Regions from separate parts of the Homo sapiens genome. Here region 2 is linked to region 1. The links are chromatin loops, found by intact Hi-C in ENCODE. Cell type or tissue: gastrocnemius medialis. All regions are shown on one strand.

Region 1 (8,000 bases):
AATTTCAAACCTATACAAAAGTGAAAAAGATAGTACCACCCTCCACACACTCATCCACCCAGCTTCAACAGTTATTGACACAGGTCCAATCCTCAGTGTCTAACTTTCTCCTGTAGCATTATTTTCAAGTATATATCACACATATTATTTCATTAATAAATGTTCTAGTATGTATTCTAAAACATACTAGACTATTATTCATTAATTATATACAGATTAATATATATTTATATATACTGTTATTATATATTTATATATTTATATTAATATATAATATATATTTTATATTAATATATTATATTAATTAATATATAATATCTATTATATATAGTTCACTATATAGAATGAACATAACTATAATATTATTACTAGACTTAAAATTAACATTTCTTAATATAGAATATCCAGTAAGTGTTCAAATTCTAATGCCCTATGAATCATTGATTTTTCATAATTTGTTTGAATTAATTTCAAAGTAAGGTTCACAAATTGTGCCTCATTGATATGTATTTTAAGACATTTTAATCTACACATTTCTTCTCCAACTCTCTTTTCTTTGCAATTATTTTTGAGGAAGCCAGATTGTTTGTCCCATAGAATTTCCTTCTTCTGGATTTTACTGATTGCACCTCTGTATATTTTAATAAGTTTTTTTTTGTCCTCTGTATATTGGTATTTGAGCCTAGAGGCTTGCCAAATAGGTTGAATTTTTTAAGCAAGATTACTTTATAGGTAGTGGTGTGTTCGTCTATCAAGAGGTATCAAGAGTCTGATGATTACTCCTTTGTCCTGTTAGCAGCTGTTGATGCTCAATGCCTAAACAATTAATTCATTCATTGTGGGTTGGAAGATAATGATAGTAATGATATGCTAATTCAATAATTTCTTATGTACTTAATAACTGGACTATTCTACAGAAAAATACTTATGTTTGGTTACCCAGTGATATAGTTTGTGTAGGAAAGACAAGTTACTAATTTTTACCTTCTATTTACTAATTATCAAAATAATGAGGTGGTTCCCTAAAACCCTCCAAAAGTGACTAATTAATTTTGTTTCTAATCATGTGTCTTTAAATGACCTTTAAGGTCAGTTTTGGAATAGTTGGGTTTTGACACAATTCACAGGTTTCTACCAATTAATTATAAATTTGCTTTTCCATTATTCTTATTCCATTTTTTTCCCTTTTTTACAGTGATATGTATTTTCAACCTTTCATTTGGATAGGTATCTTTTTTCCTTCAGTGGGAAGTTACCTGTTCCTTCTCCCAAAGCCTTAAATATTTATTTCTATTTTTTCTCTCTCTCACCCAGTCTCAAACATAAACCTACTCATTCATGCATTCATTCATTTATTTGTTCATCCATTAAACAATGCCTGTGAGTGCTAACTATGTGCCAGGCATTGTCCTGAAACAGACAAAAATTCCTTTATTATTAAAATTATATTGCAATGGGGAGGACAGGAAACATACACAAGATAAAAAAGACCTCCCACTCCTGTTTTTAATGCCATCCTCCCATTTTTGTTCCCCTTTCTTCCCAACAGCATTGTCATCAGTTTTAAAGCCTTCTGAATTATAATAATGAATGAAGCTATTTTTTTTTGTTTGGAAGTTGGCAAGAAGTTGAGATGCAGGGGAATTGGAAGGAAAAGTTTTTTGTTTTTTTTTCTGCAGTTGTGAATGTATAATACTGTGTTTCTTTATGTCGGTATGTTTATACCTAGTTGTGCCTATGTAATAACTTGGCCAATGGCTAATCAGGGAGTTTGGGGGGTCAGAAGCCAGGTCCCTGAAAATGGTATTGCAGAACAGAAAGAGACCGGTGATCACTGGTGTGCTAGATACTCTGGGGACTGGGATACAATTTTTTTGGTATTGTTAATACTTTGTTTCTCTGCCTAAACTAGCATTTCTTAAAATGATGCATATTTGAATTTCCAGGAAAGCATAAGAACTACTAATGCCCAGGACGTAGATGAATACATCAGAGTTTCTGGGGGATGGGAATGGAGACTGTTCTAAAAGGTCCCCAGGTGATTCTAATGTGTAACCAGAAATGAAAATGTGAGGCTAAACTTTCTGTTAAGTAATGACCAAATAAAGCAAGTTCTTCAATACTGTCATTAGAGGGCAGCACTGCCCCAAAAATTCAAAAATCTGACCTGTCATCCATGTCTCATTGCACTAGTTTGATAGACATTTTTTTGCATTTTAAATTAAATATCCTACTTTTATAAAACTGTACTTGGGTTCCAGAATTATCTAAGCTTTAATTGTACTTTATAATTCTATTAATTTTAAAGTAATAAAAATTTAAACTTTTAAAGTAGTTCTGATTATAACAGCAATTTCAACAAATTCAGGTCATTTCAAACTACATTAAAATTTATTTCAGTATTTATTTTAACTGATACATATCATTGCACATATTTATGGAGTACAGTATGATGTTTTGATACATGTATATATTGTGTAATGGTCAAATCAGGGTTTTCAGCATACTCATATATTTATCATTTTTGTGTGGTTAGAATATTTGAATTCATCTCTTATAGCTATTTTGAAATACAAAATATTTAACTACATTATTTTAAGCCAACATTATTTGAAACTACAGACGAACAACTCCAAAAACATTACCATAATAAATAACATTTCATTTTTGATGAAAATTGGGAGAAATATTTCAAGATTTGGCAAATAGTATTAATTTTTTAAAAAATAACATGAGTTGTCAGCATGATTGATTTCCAATCCTAGAGGTTCAAAGTGTACAAAGTTGGACAAGATCAGGAAATAATAGAAAGGAATGTATTTCATAAGCCTGTGTCAGTGTCTGAGAATAATTTGAAGATGTTTGCTGTACTGATTAGATTCGGCAGATGGGAGAATTCTTGAGTCAATAACCCAGCCTGATTTTATACAAAGATTCTCACTTCCTGAAAACTTATGAAAGGACATTATATATTTTTAAAGGCTTTACCTCCAGTCTGCATTATATATGAGTGGGGTTCCTATCATAAGATGGCAGAGAATGTAGTTGATCTAATAAAGATTAGGTTGAAAAAGTGATTATTCCCTAAACCTTTTCAGGGTGGAGAGAGTATGGGTGTCAACTTGGTGGAGTGCTGTTTGAGAAGTAGCATTAGGTTTACTTAAACATGGATTTTATGGCACCATATGGATCAAATCTTTCTTCCGTCTACTTTCACTTGTTGTCAATACATACGTTTAAAAAGTAAGAACTCTTCTAAGAACTGAAAAGTCCCACAACAGAAGTCTATTTATCAAGGGCCTCATTTTACAATGAAACTTATCTGTCTCGTTGTTCTGAGTACTGTAAAAATCTAGTTATTTAAAGAATCAATGCAGCAAACCCAGAAATAGTAACTTTTTTATATTCATATATGTATAGTCATTTGGATATAGAAACCAACTTTATACACACACGTAAACATACACACATACCCTCACCAATGGACTTTGGGCTTTAATAACATGATGTTTCTATTAAAATTTAAGTTCCATCCACACACTATGCCAAAAAGTCTCATTAATGTAAAAATGATCATTCAACAACATAGCCTCAAAATTCACAAACACTGCAGCTTTTTACTCCAGAGGTCCTTATATAGATGGGCAAGACTTCTCTTCACTGCAGATATTCCACTGCATCCTTGTAAGACTTGAACTAGACATATATAAGATTATAAACTAGTTATACCCACATTTATGTAGTAGAAATTTGTTTAAAGCACAGTGAGAAAGGCAGCAAAGACCAAAGACACCTCCCCTCTTATAAATAATATTTCTCTTCTTAGGTAAAATAGATTTGTACCTGATCTTTCTAGCGAAAATACTTTTCATCTCTAAAGATGCCAAACTGCCTGTGTTGTGCTCATTCTTCAGCGTGTATGAATGAAAACAAGATAAAACATGGTGTTAACAGATAGCAGAAGAGCCTTGCTCGTAATGGTGCAAGGACAATGAGCATTCCTAATCCCATGCTTGGAACACTCTGCTGCCCCCACATCTGCTGGTCTCCTTTCCTATAGTCATGGGAGCTATTTGGCCATTTTGCTTAAGCGCACACAAGTCAACTGATTCCCCAGTCCCTTTGCCACAGGCCTGCAAGCGTAGGATGGAAAACAATTTCAACATTCGCTGCTTGGACTGCCGCCCTTAGAAGCACATTTGTTGTTCATACATGGTCTTTTGGCTGCCTTCTTTCCCAGCCATCTGTTAAAGGAGACATTGTGCCTGCTCTGATGGGATGGTGCCACTATTTCTAAGAGACTCACAAAGTGTATGTGTCTTAACTACCTGGGCTTTACAAATTTCAAAGCACATTTACTGATTGGTATTGAATTTTAAAAGCAATGCATAATATTTGTTGGTTTGAAAAAATCATTATTAAAGACTATTTCTTAAAGCAGTTTTAGGTTAGCAGTAAATTGTGAGGAAGGTTCCCAGATATGCCAAATATCCCTTCCCCTACACATACATTTTAAAACTCTGTAGAGCTGAGAAATAAGTAAGGGCTACATTCTGTGTCCAGATAACTTGTGAAATTCCCAAAAGAACTATCCAGATCTCCTTTTAGTGGGGGCAGACAATGATATTGAATGCTGCTTTTTCCATGATTGAATGCAGGATATAAATACAGCTGTATGCATCACTGCTTTCTCCTTTCATGTGACCAGCTCTGAGAAAACAGTGACTATACACCTGTTATCCTCTTATCCTCAGGGCTACACATGTCTCATCAATTCACAGAGCTCGTTTATACACTCGGAATAGTTGATTTGTGTATCATTGATTATGCTTCAGTCCATGAGAGCCAAATTTTCATTGGCAAGCCATATTAGCACTGAGAGTTCATGTATGTGGTAATAGATTTGCTCTATGACATTCCCAAGGACTGGGATTGCCTTTCCAAAGACGGTTGGGTTGAGCTTTTTGTAGCTTTCAGCTTGTACATTTTTGAAGTTTGCCATTTCCCTTTTCAAGTTTCCGATGTGCTTTTCCCCAGATTCCTAAGCATTCCCAGGCAGAGTCTGAGCCTGTCCCCAGGTCTCTGTCAGGTTTCATCTTTCCACTGGATAGGTCATCATGTTTTGCAGCCAGCTTGTGTATCCTTCTGCACTTGGCTGATGACCATTTCACATATTGACATCTGGATCGGAAAGCAAAGCTAATTTGGGAAGCAAGACTAACAAAGCCAGCCAAATACCACCTGAATGAACTCTAGCACTGACTCAAACAATAAAAATTGTTATTGTGTGTGATTACCACCAAATTTTATCATTTCTAAGTCTTGTTCCTCCAAAATTCCAGTTAAAGTAATAATTTCTTAACTGAGACTAACACATTAAAAGAATAATCTAAAACCATGTATTTTTTTGGTAAAGGATTACCAAATTTATAGTATTGTGTTCATGCTCAGGACTAGATGATTATTATTTATCTTATATAGAAAGTAGAATCTATCATCTTTTTAACAAACAGATGTGGTAGGTGATGAAGATACATTATCTCACTTCATCCAGGGGGATTTTGTTCAGGTGATGGGTAGCTGTAAGTGAAGTGGTTGCATATTGTGTGAAGAGCAGTCCTCATGCAGAGTGCCAGGCTAGGCAGGGAAGATCTAGAAGAGGAGTAACTGGGTGGAAAGGGCAAACAGCAGAGGGAAGTTCTCATGAGCTGAACAGTGGTAATGGGATAGCAAGCAGTGAAATGAGCTCACTGACCAGTTCAGGAGAGTGTAATAGGCGCCTTGTAACTGAGGATGAGCAATCTGATCTCAGAGCCCCATGCAACAGGAAGCTATGACTGGTTCTGTGTACTGGGCTAGGGTGTGGTAATCGAGACTACTTATGATCTGTTTGTGTTCCCCCCAAACTAATATGTTAAAGCCCAATCCCCAGTGTAACGGTATTAAGAAGTGGGGCCTAATCAGGTAATTAGGTCACAAAGAGAGAGCCCTCATGAATGAAATTAATTCCCTTGTAAAAGAGCCCCCAGAGAGGTCACTGTAACTTTTTACCATAACTTCACATGTCCCTTCTGCCATGTGAAGTTACAGTGAAAAGACTGCCATTTATGAATCAGGAAATGGGTCCTCACCAGACACGGAGTCTGCCAGTGCCTTTATCTTGGACTTACCAGTATCCAGAACTGTGAGGAGTGTTTGTTGTTTCTAATCCACCCAGTTTACGGCATTTTGTTATAGCAGTTTGAATGGATTAAGACACGAATTAAGGCTTAGGCTGAATGTAGCCTAAAAAATTACATCACAGTGGGACAGAGCCTAGGAAGGCTTACGGCTGATTGCAAACCTGAGGTGTTCTAGCCTACAAATGGGTAGTTAACTGCCTCTGACAGTGAGCTCTGAGAGAGAAGCACCATGTATATCTTTCTTGTACATCATTACGTTTCCAGGGTTGAACACAGAACCTAGCACAGTCATATACTGCATAGTGATGTTTTGGTGAACTATGGACCACATAAACAAAGGACTATGGACCACATAACATGATAAAAAAGCTGAAAAATTGCTATTGCTTAGTGATGTTGTAGCCATTGTAATATCATAGTACAATGCATCACTCACACGTTTATGGTGATGCTGGTGTAAATAAACTTCCTGTGCTGACTTTTTAATAGTTATTTTACAGTGTACCCCTATTTATTAAAAAAAAAAGTTAATTGTAAAACAGCCTCAGGCAGGTCCTTCAGGAGATATTCCAGAAGGCATAATTGTCTCAGGAGATGACAGCTCTAGGCATGTTTTTGTCCTTGAAGATCTTCCAGAGGGACAGGATGTGGAGGTGGAAGACAATAATATTGATTATCCTGACCCTGTGTAGGCCTAGGCTAATGTATGTGTGTGTGCCTTAGTTTTAACAAAAAAAGTTTAGAAAGTTAAAAAAAATTAATAAAAAACTTATAAAGTTATAAAGAAAGGAAATGTGTGTTTTAAGCTAAATGTTATTACAAAAAAGTCAAAAAGGTAAATTGAAAAGTTTATAAAGTAAAAGTCACAGTAAGCTAAGGCATATTTATTATTATTTTTTAAATCTAGTGTAGCCTAAGCAGACAATGTTTATAAAGTCTACAATGATGTACAATAATGTCTTTCACATTCACTCACCTCTCACTCACTGACTCATTCAAAGCAACTTCCAGTCCTGCAAGCTTCATTCATGGAAAGTGGCCTATACAGGTGTTCCTTTTTCATCTTTTAAGGTAAGATAATTTTACCGTACCTTTTCTATGTTTAGTTATGTTTAGGTACACAAATACTTCCCATTGTGTTACACTTGTCTACAGTATTTGGTACAGTAACATGCTGTACAGATTTGTAGCCTAGGAGCAACATGCTATGTAGCCTCGGTGTGTAGTAGGCTATAGTATCTAGGTTTGCATTAGTGCATTCTATGATGTTTGCAAAATGATGAAATTGCCTAATGATGCATTTCTTCTGAGAAATGCATATCCCCATTGCTAATCAGCTCATGACTGTATATAGTAGGTGCTCCATCAATATGGTTGAACAAGTGAGGGAGTAAGAGAAAAGAGTTTTGTGTGATGGTTTGAAGAAAAGAACACTAAGAATTGCAATGGAATGGCTTTTTTTGTGTGAATGGCAGTTATTATTCCAAAAGTCCTTGGGTTAGGACCAGAGGTAAATTTGCCACAGCTTCAAAAACTTAAACTTCAGGGACCCTTGCTTGCACAGTCACTCGTTAGGATCGTGGTAGTGACTTGCTAATGAGTACATGTGTCTTCTGTTCTTGTAAAATTAATAGAAAAGAAAGACATTTTAACAACAATCGATAAGACTACTGTCTTTTTCCACTCTTAATTTGTCTGGCTCATGAATACCTTCAAGTCGTAGTATTGAAGTAGCTGGGATCCTTTTTTGAATCTGCCTACAAGGAAGTTACATTGAGGCTATATTTAGTTTTGGTTTAGCGATTTTCAGTAATTTTT
Region 2 (8,000 bases), 290 kb after region 1:
TCTACTTCCACTTTCTGAATCTGTAAATTCCTCTATCTCCCTATATCTTACAAAAGTAGTTTCACAAATATGTTAGTTGTGAGGCTTTCTCCAAACTGTGTGTCTTTAAAGAAAAGCAAATGATAGCATCAGAAATTATAAGCAATTAGAGCTACTTTTCCAGGCAAAGCAGAGATGACAGGCAATTTCTTCCTATTAAGAAATAATTGATATGTGCTCTCAGACTTAGCTATGCATGTCCAAGTATATCTTATACAATGTAAATTTCCTTCTAATTTTTTCTCTTGTGAAAATATGACAAGGCAAAACATTTGACACACATCTATTTTAAGTGTCCCTTTTTTGCTATTTGTATGTTACCATTGTTAAAGGATTGGGTCACATGAATTGAATTTGTATAATCTTATCTTTATATAACCATTTCATAGAGACTCATTAAAAAGAACTCATTTCTAAAAAGATGAATACGGTTTTAGTTATATTCCCCAGTCTTAGAAATGGGCACAAATGTTAACATGAATACAAGATAAACTAAATTCAAAAGATTGCAATTATTTCACCAAAGCTAAAGTTGACATGTACATAACATAAAAATAGGGTTTTAAATATGTAAAGAAGGAAAAGTTCAACATTCTTTTAATAATCCTCTATATGTCAATAAAAGTAACTTTATCTATTCATTTGAACTGACTATAGAAGATTTTTACCTGGAAGCACTGTTAAGAGCTACTCAAAGTTTGTATGAAAATAACTGAACCATCTTTTACTTATTTTTTTCACTAAGTCAAACTGTAATTCCTCCCCACTTAGCTTTTTAGTGAGGTTTCAGGATGCATGGATTTCTCTATTTCCCCCTTTTTTTCTTTAAAATTAAATCACCATTCAGTCCATTACTACAGTATTATTCCTAACTAACAGATCATGCCTGAAAACCCTGGCTTTTACAGAAATGTTTTTAACTAATATTGTTAACAGCTTGAATCCACAAAATCTTCTCAGCTACTCTCCCAAATCCAAACACAACTCCTGTCAGTAAAACATGAAAAAAATGAGTTTGTGGGGGAAAATCTGTGAGGTTACCATTGTGTTTATCCCCCTCGGTTGGCAACATGAAATGCCAACTCATGATTTAAATAAACCACTGGCAACGAAGGGCCTGGCTGGCTGCAAGTCAGTTCTCCAAATCAGTTCTATTCAAGTATCCTTGCTAAGCAGTGTCTTTGCGGTTTTCAGAATAAGACGACACAAGTGACAGATAGATTCAGAGATAATGAAATCAGCTAGTTTACGAAAGTGAGAGGTAAACCTTTCTGAAGAGAAAACAGGTATTTCATTGAGTTGCTATCTTGAAACATTTACTTGTGCTAAAGTAATTTAATTTCACTTATTAACTTCAAGACTAAAGGTGTCTTTATTTTCACAGTATAGATGCTGTTAGAATTGCAGAATAGAACTAGGATATTAAAAAAGAAATTTTGGTGCAATTTACTTTCATATAGCTCTTTCCTAGCAGTTCAATAAATGGCCATTAATCGATCATAAAGTGAAATTCTTTTCAAAGAGAAGTTTTGATACTCCCTCTGCCCAGTTAAGGAGTTAAAAGCCAATTCCACGCAACTGGGAACAGTTTATCTCACTGGGGGCTTCGGGCCCAAATTCAGGGACATCTGTTTGTTTTTCAGTCTCTTCTTGAGGAAGAGGACTCCAGAGGGAAGGAAAGATAATTTTCTCAACCTGTAGCCCATTCCCAAGACTCTGAATCTAAATCTAACTTCTTCAACCTTGATAATGTGCTGGTGGTTTGAATGGCTGGGAGAGTAAAGGGGATCAAATTTAGCTGTGTTTTACTTTCCGCTTCAGCGTAGAAACAAGAGGCAATCTCATGCGATTGAGAAGTACCACCCTCCTGTAAATGACAACTTTTCAGACATAGAGAAAAGACGAAACATTCTCCAATCTTTGGGACGTGTTTTAAAACTCTGGGATGTTTGTTTTTCTTCCTTCACTGTGGATTTAGGGGGAATAAAATGGTTTCCTTCCTAAATTCTAGATTGATGCTCACTGACCCAATTCCTTGTGTTCCTTCGAACTCCTGTGCAGTCCATACCCTCGCTTAGCTTCAGTGAGATTTTTAAAATTGTTTCAAGTAAGAGGAGATTGAGTAATGTGAATGTAAAGCAGCCTTAGGCAACTAGAATAATGTTCTCTTCAATTTCTTCGTCTGAGATACGCAAAATCGTTCTTCCTGTAATCCTTTCCGAAAATAACTTTCTGTTGGGCCTTGTTGGACTTGGAGAGGTTGTCATGATTTTCTCTGGAAATTGCAAATAAATAAATAAATAAAAAGGTCTTCTAGTACTATAGCCATCGTAAAATTTAAAAATGTCAAAGTGACCGGGTACTGGGAATAGGAGGTAGCTACTGGAAGGTGAGCAAGGACAAAAGCAGGGTTTCCATGCATTGGTTGGACATGCTAGTGGAGCTTGCCTTCCGCCGCTTCCCACCCACCAACCCCCATTCCCCCTGCACAACACTGCCAAGCCCAGGCTGCTCGAAAAGGAGCCGGCTTCAGCCACCGATGTTCACGCCCAGAGATGTCCAAAACGGAACCTCCGTGTCCAAGGAGGGACTGCGGGACTTGCGCGAAAGTGGGGGACCGGACCCTCCGGGGCCACACCCGCCCGCCCCGTGGAGTCCCTGGTGCGATGGTTGCGTTGACACCTGTACTCCTGCGGGCCTGGGTGAAGCCGACCCAGCAGAAAGGGTGCGCAGCAGCGGCCAGCGAGACTGGGACCTGAACTCCCCATCTCCCGCACACAGAAGAGCGTACTGTGGCTCTTTGGATGAGGGTTTCCTCTCTTGCCCCAAAGAAAATGATGATAGGTGGTTGTACCTATCTTCAGAAACGCCTAGGGAGGGCACATTGGGGTGGAGGTGGGATGGATGTTCTGCTTCACCCTTGCGCCTGGATAATCAGAAGCTCCAGAAGCTGGCAGATTTCATCCAACAGGCAGCTTGGCCCCTAAAAAGAGGCTTGCATGGAAATGTACTAGAAGAGTGTCTTTATTTTAACTTTTCATTGATTAGAAAACTTTACATAGATTACATTGTTGTTAATTAAGGAAATTGTCGAATCGCTCAAGATGGCTCACCAGTTACAAGCATTTGGAGACACGGAGCCATTTCCCATCTATAAATTGGGCAACACCAAAACTGCAACCCTAAAACAATTTGGCTTAAAATACTCACTTTTAAAACACAAATAGATCTTCAAGGGTTCATTTATTCACAGTCTTATAGCCTGAGACTCTATAAAGACTTTCTGTTGTATTTAAGCTGGGGAATAACTAGGGTTTGAAATCCATGCTGCCTCTTTCTTGAGTCTAGACTCTTAATGCTCCCAACCTGTTCCCTTGGTCCCCCCAAGTCTGGCCCGCCTCTATTCCCGTAATGCCCCTTCCGCCACCTGACCCAGCCATGGAGATAGCCTTGTCTCAATGCATTCCTAAACTTATAGAACTGAAGACTCCACTGTTACACCCCCTTTCCAGAGGGCTTGGTGGGGGGTAGGCTTGAGAAGGATGGGTAGGGTCGCAGGAAGGAGGGCGAAGCCAGCAGACCTCTCAGGGAGGGCCGGAGAGAGAAAGGGGTGAAGGTTTTATAGTTGGAGTGCATATACTTCCAGCTCTCCAAAATGAAACATACCATCGCAGCTGGTATTACCGGCTGAATAGGCAGCAAAAGACCTCTCTGTGTACGGGTCCTAGTATGCTTCTTCTTAGCGCCAACGAGTCCTTGTCCCCAAAGTTGCCAAAACTTTAAAGGACCCCGGCCAAGGAGACCCCAGCATGAAAAGCCAGACATCCGAGGCCGGGTAAAGCCTCCTGGACTCCTCGAAAGCAGCTCACACCGGGAGCAGCCGGAAGCGGGCGCGATCTATGCGAAGCTAACGGGTTCCGGTGGAGAACATCAAAGAGAAAGGAGCAGGATCGAACTTTAGAGGGGCAGAAGGGCACGGCCCAAGAGAGCAGAATTGGGGTGTGGGACAGGCGGCGGGAGGACCAGGTTAGAGGGAGCGAAAGGAAGTGGATTAGAGGACAGCGGTTACAGGTTTCAGCCACTGCCATTTCCCCGCAGAGGTAGCTCTTCTGCGCCCTGGAGGGGTACCCGGACTCCCACATCCTGTCTGCCACGACCCGGACTCCCTAGGGGATTCCAAGGGACAGCACCGTCCTCCCCATACATCATCAGGAACCGAAAGCAGAGAATTTGCCCCACCTCGGCACTTCTGGAAGCACCCACTCAACTACAGTATGAGACAAGGGCTTTCCTAAGAGACCTTTCTCCAACTTTCTTTCTCTGCGTGTATGAGCCCGGATCCCTTCGTCCCCGCCTCCTTCTCTCTCTCTCTTTCTCTCTCTCTCCTATTTTGTCCTGGGAGATTCCTACTCGCGGTGCGAAGCCTCGGATCCGCTGGGAACCGCATAGTCTCCGGCACCCTTGGCCGCATGCTTGTCAGAGGTGGGCCCCGGGAAACACACTCGCTGCCCCTCCAACAAGCGTCCCTCGCTCCCCATTGGCCCCCCGGTCCCCGCCCCCCACCGCCCCCTCCCGCTCCGCAGCCCCCGAGTGGCGTCAGCACGCCCGCCGGGCATGGGCTTTAAATGCCCACTAGCGGGAGCTCAGGCGCTTCTGCCCTGGAGCGCGGTCGGGAGTAAAATCGCAGGAGTGGGAGGGTAGCGAGCCAGCTGGATTCCGAGCCGCGGAGCGCGCTGGCTTTGCTCCGCCTGATGACTCCAGAGCGCGGGTCCAAGCGCCGCCCATGCAGCACCCCTGAGCTCCGGGGAAGGAGAGTTAATGAAAAAACACTTAACCGTCTCCGCTGCGGAGAGTCATGAGCTGTCTGGATGTTATGTACCAAGTCTATGGTCCTCCGCAGCCCTACTTCGCAGCCGCCTACACCCCCTACCACCAGGTACGTGTCTCCTCTGGGGACTTTGGGAAGGAGTGCGCGCCCCCCGTTTGCGGCGGCATGGCCTGTACGCCAAGGTCTGCTGTGCCTCCGCGCGTCTCGGGCGTCCGACCACGACCGGCGCAGCCGGGATGCGGGGATTGCCGGAGCCGCCCCCAGTTGGTAGTGCAATTAGCTAACCCCTTTAGCTCGCCTGTTTGCTCTCGGGAAGCAGCTAAGCCCTGCTAATGTGAGCCTAGGTCTTCCCTGGAATAATCAGAGGAAGATGGCACGGGCTGGATTTTCTTCTTAGGGTCTGTCGGACTCCAGATTCTTCCAAGCCAGGTGCAGGTACCAGGAAATGCAGGCAAAGCTGACGCAGGAAAAACCAAACTTTGGTCCCAATGGTGAGAGTAACAACAAAACCAAAAGCGAAGGCCAGCCAGCCTCTTTCTGAGATGCAAGGGCCGGTGTTCTCATCCCTGCAAGTTTATCTCAGGAATAATTTCTTCCGTTTCAATTCTCTGGCGACCAGGGCAATTAATTCCAGATCCAGAGAATTCATTTCAAAGAGCACCGCGCAGTTTTATAATTTTTTCCTTTGCGAAGTTCTGGGAGCATTATCCGGAGTGCGAATGACCCGGCAGAGGCGAGCCTGATAGACAATACTTTGCCTTTCTCCAGCCTGAGTAGGTGAATGGGGAAGCCCTGCTTCCAACAAACACTTTAAGAAGACCACTCAACCCGGGTTCTGCAAACTCTTCAAGTTCCATTTAATTCTGCCAGTTTCTCTTGTCTTCAGGCTGCGTCTGTTTGAACCATTTTCCTTCCATTTCCTCAGCTGAGGTAGCAGAAACTGAGGACAGTAGTGCAGGAAAAGAATGAAATCATACACCTGGGAGGCTGTAGGGGTCCCCTCCAGGTTGGAAAGTGAGAGCTTGGTCACCTGCTTTGGGGAAATTGAAATACACCCCAATGCCCCAGTGGATGCTTTTGCTAATTTTGCCTGCAAATTTAAAATGTCTATTCGAAAATTTCCCGATAAATTAATGATGGACCGGATAGGGTTCACTTTTTGTTTTCTTACCTCCTCTTCTCTTTTAAACTTCACAACTTGCAGTTTGTTTTGCCTCAGTGTTAATTTTAAGAATCACCAGAGTTCCTCTTGTAGGGAAGGTGGCATTTAGGAAGTGGTGATATTGCTAAATCTTACATCGTTTTGTCCCCAATTATTTCAAACCTTTTGGCTCCAGCTTCTGAAATGTACTTCTTCCCAGGGTGGGACTATGGCAAGCAAAGAGGAGAGAGGTGGATTGGTTTTCTGACTGGCCCTTTCTTCTCCCAGACCCCGAACCAATCTATTGCATGAAGATCTCTGTTCATTTTTGTATGACTCGGGCCGCCTCTTCAAGGCCATCTCTGCCTGCAGAATGCTTTAACACTTCATTCAGTCCATTGCTCATTTCTAAGAAAATGTTCACAGAAGCTGCGCCTGCTTTTTAAAATCACTATGAGACATGCCGATTTACCCCACCTCACAGCCAGGATCTTAACTTTCTTCTGTCTGCTCCTTTTTATCATTTCCTCAATGTGTGTGGAGATGATGGGGGTGGAAATACTCGTAATCCACTGGTCTTTCGTTATTAAAGAGAAGATCTGTTTAAAAACTGATATAGGGATAATAAAAAAAAAATCAACTTGCATTTATTAAAATGATCCGTGTTTCCCCAGTCATGTTACCCCAGATTTTTACCCCACACAATTCATTACTAAATGTAATTATTTCAAACTTTTTGTGGCATTTCTTCCTTTACATTCCTGTTGCTTTCCTTCACACATTCCTAGTTTCAGGGAGTGGATTTTGTAGGGGTAGGGGGTTGCCCCCCGCTCCTATTTCATCAGGAGGATGTTTATCCTGTATCCTGTGCTTCTGCCCTGGATTCTCAGGCAAGGAACAGTCAGGCTCTATCTGGACTTGGGTGCCCTTTACCCTTGGAGTCTGATTTTAAAAATATATCTGCCCTGAGCCCAGCTATGAGGTCAAACTCAGCTCTAAACCTAGCTGCTTAGGTGTCTCCTGAAACCTTCACCCAGACATTTTAGGAGAAATTTTCTAGGAGTCAGAGGGACCAAGGACAGCAATCTTCCTTTAAGGAAGCCCGTCCTTGCTTGGGTGCAGGTTGGGAGGCCTGCTAACTATGTTGCCCCGCTATTGCTAGTTTTATGCTAACAGCACAAGGCTTAAGCCCATATGCCAGTTTCCCCATAAATACCTTAGAGATTAGGATGAGGGAATCAGTCTGAACCGAATTTGCCATCGCTTTTGAAATTGATATCTCTGTTCTTTCTCTCTCTGAACAGAAACTAGCCTATTATTCCAAAATGCAGGAAGCGCAGGAGTGCAATGCCAGCCCCAGCAGCAGTGGCAGCGGCAGCTCCTCATTTTCCAGCCAAACCCCAGCCAGTATAAAAGAGGAAGAAGGCAGCCCAGAGAAAGAGCGCCCACCAGAGGCAGAGTACATCAACTCCCGCTGCGTCCTCTTCACTTATTTCCAGGGGGACATCAGCTCCGTGGTGGATGAACATTTCAGCAGGGCCCTGAGCCAACCCAGCAGCTACTCTCCTAGCTGTACCAGCAGCAAAGCACCAAGGAGCTCTGGGCCCTGGCGAGGTGAGTATAGGGCCCTGCTGGGAAGGACCCATAGGGGGTCCTCTCAGCCTGGGGTTCACCTACAGGAGCCTAAAAACATGCAGCTGAAAAGAATATTAGGTGTCAGAGAAGGTGTGCAGAGGAGCATTTGGAAAGGGTAAGGAAAACGCAGGGGTAAAGGGCATGGATATAAGAAAAAACTCCTTGGAAAAAACACTATCCTTGGAATTGGAAGACCTAGGTTTGTGTGTTGGTTCCACCACTTCCTAGCAATATAACCTTGGGCAAGTCTCAACCTCTTTGAGGTCACTCTATTTACTGCTCTCTTAAAGTAGAATAACACTTACCCTCCTAACCCCAGAGAAGGCTGTAAGACTCCAACAAGAAAATGGATGCAAA

Evidence for each region. Hi-C counts contacts between places; a loop is a spot of excess contacts. Peaks named below come from ENCODE experiments on the same cell type or tissue, not always from the same donor. Only the 100,000 strongest peaks of a DNase experiment are listed, where the experiment ranks them.
Region 2: it touches region 1 in a loop (7-fold over the local background); 7 of 110 quality-filtered maps call a loop at or near these places.

What each region holds. Positions count from the first base shown.
Region 1 is chr6:116,970,022-116,978,021 of GRCh38, forward strand. No RefSeq gene overlaps it. Among named protein-coding and RNA genes, the nearest start is that of RFX6, 97 kb to the left of the region's middle. In gastrocnemius medialis, a CTCF peak has its summit at 2,139 (motif pointing right); DNase peaks (open chromatin) are centred at 2,150, 4,130 and 5,780; H3K27ac peaks cover 4,102 bases.
Region 2 is chr6:117,260,870-117,268,869 of GRCh38, forward strand. VGLL2 (vestigial like family member 2) reads left to right here and starts at 4,689. Exons shown (of 4, transcript NM_182645.3): 1 at 4,689-4,975; 2 at 7,313-7,622. The coding sequence starts at 4,895. It overlaps LOC105377964 (a long non-coding RNA gene), which reads right to left and starts at 4,205. Exons shown (of 2, transcript XR_942911.3): 1 at 3,706-4,205; 2 at 1,393-2,314. In gastrocnemius medialis, CTCF peaks have their summits at 4,685 and 7,479; DNase peaks (open chromatin) are centred at 3,944, 4,712 and 7,472; H3K4me3 peaks cover 4,249 bases; H3K27ac peaks cover 4,255 bases; H3K27me3 peaks cover 410 bases.